Regions from separate parts of the Homo sapiens genome. Here region 1 is linked to region 2. Evidence: read pairs that join two places in POLR2A ChIA-PET (ENCODE). Cell type or tissue: endothelial cell of umbilical vein. All regions are shown on one strand. Each heading gives the region's core, and the rest is flanking DNA. Links, peaks and the distances in the headings are about the cores only.

The links. Peaks named below come from ENCODE experiments on the same cell type or tissue, not always from the same donor. Only the 100,000 strongest peaks of a DNase experiment are listed, where the experiment ranks them.
Region 1: POLR2A ChIA-PET joins it to region 2 with 6 read pairs; 7 of 35 experiments call an interaction of 5 or more read pairs at or near these places.

The regions. Positions count from the first base shown.
Region 1 is chr16:30,341,292-30,344,195 of GRCh38, forward strand. It overlaps the pseudogene LOC100421031. Among named protein-coding and RNA genes, the nearest start is that of CD2BP2, 13 kb to the right of the region's middle. RefSeq lists an enhancer at 1,371-1,872. In endothelial cell of umbilical vein, for the core only: no CTCF peak of the experiment used is centred there; no DNase peak of the experiment used is centred there.
Region 2 is chr16:30,177,146-30,180,049 of GRCh38, forward strand. No RefSeq gene overlaps it. Among named protein-coding and RNA genes, the nearest start is that of CORO1A, 5.0 kb to the right of the region's middle. RefSeq lists an enhancer at 1-20. In endothelial cell of umbilical vein, for the core only: no CTCF peak of the experiment used is centred there; a DNase peak (open chromatin) is centred at 1,506.

The DNA.
Region 1 (2,904 bases), core at 206-2,705, 160 kb after region 2:
AGACTCCGTCTCAAAAAAAAAAAAGAAAAAAAAGAAAATAATCCAGATGAGAATACAGAGAAAGAACAGCAACTTCATCACAGCTTTGTTTAATTGCAAGAAGTTGGAAATAACCTAAATATCATCACCAAATAATGGATTTTAAAAATTGTGTCATAACTGTACAATGGAAATGTACCACCATTAAAAAGAATTGTGTATATATATATATTTTTGACAAAATGAGTTCACAATGTTAAATGAAAAAAGGCAACTTACAGGATAATATACACAGTAAAATCCTTGTTCATTAAAATAAAAAATCCTGGCCGGGTTTGGTGGTACACACCTCTAATCTCACACTTTGGGAGACGCCTGCCTCACTTTGGGACAGGCAGGAGAATCGCTTGAGGCCAGGAGTTTGAGACCAGCCTGGGCAACATAGTGAGACCTCGTCTCTACAAAAAATGAAAAAGTTAGCCAGGCACGGTGGTGTTTATCTGTAGTCCAGCTGCTCAGGAGGCTGAGGTGGGAGGATTGCTTCAGCCTAGGGGTTCAAGGCTGCAGTGATTGGCACCACTGCACTCCAGCCTGGGTGGCACAGTGAGACCTGATCTCAAAAAAGCACTATTCCATTTAATCCCTTTTAAGAACTGGTTTAGCTCAGGCCTGTTAAGGTGAGGACAGGAGCCACAGGGCACGCCAGGCCTCTGGGGTGATATCCCCAAGCAAGGGGACTCTGTATTTGGAAGCTGCTCTAAGGTTTCGAGAGCAGGATATCCCAAGGATCCTGTCTCTTAAGGAAAAATAAAAATAAAAGATCCAGCTTTCTCTTCGCATGAGGTTATTGCACAGAGAACAGTTGGGCAGACACACACCAGGGGGTGCAATCATGGGACAGCTGCTTCTTCACTCATAAGTTTTTCTGCATTTTTTTTTTTTTTTTTTTTTTTGAGGCAGAGTCTCTGTCACCCAGGCTGGAGTACAGTGGCGCGATCTTGGCTCACTATCACCTCTGCCTCCTGGGTTCAAGCCATTCTCCTGCCTCAGCCTCCCGAATAGCTGGGATTACAGGCGCCCGCCACCACACCCAGCTGATTTTTACATTTTCAGTAAAGATGGGGTTTTGCCATGTTGGTCAGGCTGGTCTCAAACTCCTGACCTCAGGCGATCTGCCCACCTTGCTTCCGAAAGTGCTGGGATTACAGGCGTGAGCCACTGTTTCTGACCTCTGAACTGTTTTTGATTAATGGCTCTTAACTTTAAAAATGACAATCAAAGCAGTTTGAAATGAGCCTCGAGGAAGTGGGTAAAGGGGCTGCCACTCTGCTTAATTTTCTCCACACTGGGGTCTCATTTCCTCCTTGCCAGAGGGCTTGGAGAGTGAGACTTCCAAAGCAGCTCCAGTTTCCACAGGACCCACTAGGTGGGATACCTGTGAGTGGGAAGGGAGGTTTCAAGCCCTTCCCGAGAGACAAGAGCCCCACTGCACTCAGCCTGCCTTCCCCACAGGGCCCTCCTCCGCCCACCTGCCCTCCCCAAGGTCTCTCCAGACTTCCTGTGACCACTCTGTGACAAGGGCAACACAAAAGTCAAAAACCCATCAACACAGGCGGCACGGGCCGAGAGGGAGTTGCTTCTGGGTGGGAAAGAAAGTCCCCGAGTGGTGCGGAAAGGAGAGGAGCAGGCGAGTACCCTGTGGACGCGCGTCCAGCTGCGCAGGGGCCCCCACGCACCCGTTTCCCGTGGGTCTGTTTCCCATGAGCCAGTACCTGTGGGGTCTCGTGCGGCCAGGTTTCTGCCCTATCCGTCCAAGACACAGGATGAAGCTCATGCCTCACTCGGGGTCTCCTTCTCTCTCCCTGCAGTGCACCCACTCTGGACGGGCCCGGTCTCCGTGCCAGGGGGCACCCGGCAGTCTCCTATCAACATCCAGTGGAGGGACAGCGTCTATGACCCCTGGCTGAAGCCACTCAGGGTCTCCTATGACGTGGCATCCTGCCTGTACATCTGGAACACTGGCTACCTCTTCCAGGTGGAATTTGACGATGCCACCAAGGCATCAGGTGAGTGCCAGCTGGGGCTCGAGGACTTTCTCCTCTCCGCTCCCTGTTCTGGGAGCAGGGTCAGGGGCTTCGCGGAGAAGGCGGAGGAGAGCTGGAAGGTGCTGCTTTCCTTGTGCTGCTGGCGCGCCACTGCACTTCAGCCTGGGAGACAGAGCGAGACTCCGTCTCAAAAAAAAAAAAAAAAAAAAGAAGAAATAGAAAACTTGAATAGGCCGGGCACAGGGGCTCACACCTGTAATCCCGGCACTTTGTGGTTTTTTTTTTTTTCTCTCTCTCTTTTTGTTTTGTTTTGTTTGAGATGGAGTTTCGCTCTTGTTACCCAGGCTGAAGTACAATTGTGCAATCTCGGCTCACTGCAGCCTCTGCCTCCCAGGTTCAAGCGATTTTCTTGCCTCAGCCTCCCAAGTAGTGGGGATTGCAGGCGCCCACCGCCGCGCCTGGCTAATTTTTTGTATTTTTAGTAGAGACAGGGTTTCACCATGTTGGACAGGCTGGTCTTGAACTCCTGACCTCAGGTGAACCATCCACCTCGGCCTCCCAAAGTGCTAATCCCAGGAGGCCGAGGCAGGTGGATCACATGAGGCCAGCAGTAGTGCAAGACCAACCTGGAAAACAGGACAAGACCCCGTCTCTAGTAAAATTATAAAAATTAGCTGGGTGTGGTGATGTGCGCCTGTAGTCCCAGCTACTGGGTGTGGAGGCTGCAGTGAGCCAAGTTCACACCGGTGCACTCCAGCCTGGGCAACAGAGTGAAATTCTGTCTCAAAAAAAAAAAAAAAAAAGAGAAAAGAAAAGAAAACTTGAATAGCCTTAAATATAATTAATAAGGCTGGGTGCGGTGGCTCACACCTGTAATCCC
Region 2 (2,904 bases), core at 162-2,661:
CAAGGAGAATCGCTTGAACCTGGAAGGTGGAAGTTGCAGTGAGCCGTGATTGCGCCATTGCACTCCAGCCTGAGCAACAAGAGCAAAACTCTGTCTCAAAAAAAAAAAAAAAAAAAAAGGCCTGGAATTAGTTCGCAGGGCACTGTTGGCCTGGCCTGGGTCTCCAGCGCTCATCACTCCTCTCTTAATCAGCTGTTCTCTAATGGCAGGAGTGTGCTAATTAGCCTCTGAATCCCCAGCACAAAGCACCCTGCCTGGGACACAAGTAGGTGGGTGGATGGATGGACAGATGGGTGAGGAAGAGGATAGAAAATAAGCAACACAGTGAGACCATGTCTCTAAAAAAATTAAAAGAGGGCTGGGTGAGGTGGCTCAGGCCTATAATCCCAGCACTTTGGGAAAAGCTGAAGCGGGAGAATTGCTTGCATTCAGGAGTTCAAGACCAACCTGGGCAATAATGCAAAACCCCCATCTCCACAAAAAATTTAAAAATTAGCTGGGTATTATGGCACTTGCCTGTAGTCCCAGTGACTCGAGAGGCTGAGGTGGGAGGATCGCTCACTTGAGCCTGGGAGGTGGAGGCTGCAGTGAGCTGTGATTGTGCCACTGCACGCCAGCCTGGGCGACAGAGTGAGACGCTGTCTCAAAAATAAATTAATTAAATTAAATAAAAAATAAGAAAAAGAGCTGGGCACGGTGGCTCACGCCTGTAATTTCAGCACTTTGGTAGGCCAAGATGAGCAGATCGCCTGAGGTCAGGAGTTTGAGACCAGCCTGGACAACATGGTGAAATCCCATGTCTACTAAAAATTCAAAAAATTTGGCCGGGCGTGGTGGCTCACGCCTGTAATCCCAGCACTTTGGGAGGCCGAGGCGGGTGGATCATGAGGTCAGGAGATCGAGACCATCTTGGCTAACACAGTGAAACCCCGTCTCTACTAAAAATACAAAAAATTAGCCGGGAGCGGTGGCAGGCTCCTGTAGTCCCAGCTACTTGAGAGGCTGAGGCAGGAGAATGGCGTGAACCCAGGAGGCGGAGCTTGCAGTGAGCCGAGATCGCGCCACTGCACTCCAGCCTGGGCGACAGAGCCAGACGCTGTCTCAAAAAAAAAAAAAAAAAAAAAAAAAAAAAAATTCAAAAAATTAGCCGGGCGTGGTGGCGGGCACCTGTAATCCCTGCTACTTGGGAGCCTGAGGCAGGAGAATCGCTTGAACCTGGGAGGTGGAGGTTGCAGTGAGCCAAGGTCGGGTTACTGCACTCCAGCCTGGGCGACAGTGTAAGACTCTGTCTCAAAAAAAATAAAAAATAAAAAATAAGAAAAATAAGAAAAGGGTCCCTTTCACATGTTTACAAAGCATGCTACCATGCTAAGGGCAGAAACTCCAAGTGGAAGTGACTTCCCAAAGACAGCATGTTACGTGTGTCATTCTAGGGCCACACTTTCTCCATGGAGAAGGCGGAGGGGGTAGGGAAAGTTGCCAGCACACTCCAGCCTGGTTCCTGGCACTGTGCCCAGCATTTATAGCTAGTTTCCATTAGTCCTCATCCTCTATAAAGTGAGGGCCACTGTGCACCTGTCCTAGATGAGGAAAACGCACCTGGCCAGGGACAGTAAGGAGATGCTGAAACCAAGGTTATCAGGGGTGCCTGACCCCACCATGCTCCACAGCCTCCTTTGGGCAAGACAGACTAGGGAAGCTCTGTGAACCTTGCTAAAGACATTGGACTTTGGCCGGGCATGGTGGTTCACGCTTGTAATCCCAGCACTTTGGGAGGCCCAGGTGGGTAGATCACCTGAGGTCAGAAGTTCAAGACCAGCCTGGCCAACATGGTGAAACCCCCTCTCTACTAAAAATACAAAAATTTGCCAGGCAAGGTGGCATGCACCGTAATCCCAGCTACTCGGGAGGCTGAGTCAGGAGAATCGCTTGAACCTAGGAGGCGCAGGTCACAGTGAGCAGAGATTGTACCACTGTACTCAAGCCTGGGTGACAGTGAGACTCTGTCTCAAAAAAAAAAAAAATAAATAAATAATAAAAATAAAAAGAGGAGTAATGATTTGATTCCAACACTTCAGTCTACCTCTACTGTAGGTATCTGGCTCCTTGGAAGGGCCTCTGGTCCTGTCTCCCTCCAGGGTAGGTGTAATCAGAACTTTTTCAGCTGCAAGTGCCAGGAATCCAACTCATACTTCTTGGCTTACGTGAAAAAGAAGTGCATTGCCTTATACAACAGGAAAGTTAAGGGTTTCAGGCACAGCTTGATCCAGACACTCAAATGATCTCAAGAATATGTCTCTTCATATCTGGCCTCTTCAGGCCTCTGTGTAGACCCATCCTAGCCAGCTTTTTGCTGTTTTTTTTGTTTTTGTTTTTTGTTTTTTTTTTTTTGAGACAGAGTCTTGCTCTGTCGTCCAGGCTGGCGTGATCTCGGGTTACCAAAACTCCCACCTCCTCAGTTCAAACTATTCTCCTGCCTCAGCTTCCCAAGCAACTGAGACTACAGGTGCACACCACCATGCCTGGCTACTTTTTATATTTTTAGTGGAGACAGGTTTTGCCATGTTGGCCAGGCTGGTCTCAAACTCCTGGCCTCAGGTGATCTGCCTGCCTCGGCCTCCCAAAGTGCTGGGATTACAGGCGTGAGCCACTGCACCTTGCTCTGACCAGCTTTTCCTGCATACCAACAAGATATCACCAGCAGTGCTGGGCTTACATCCTATCAGCTTCCTAACTCCCAGTGGAGAGAGGGCATCTTTTTCACAGCAGCTCCAAGGTGAGTCTTGGGCACAAGATGAATCAAGTGCCCATCCCTGAGCCAATGAAAACAGGTTGCTTTGGTTGGGAAGCACAGGCCATGTGAATACGCCAGGTCCCCTCCTGAACCTCATGGAGTGCCTGTGA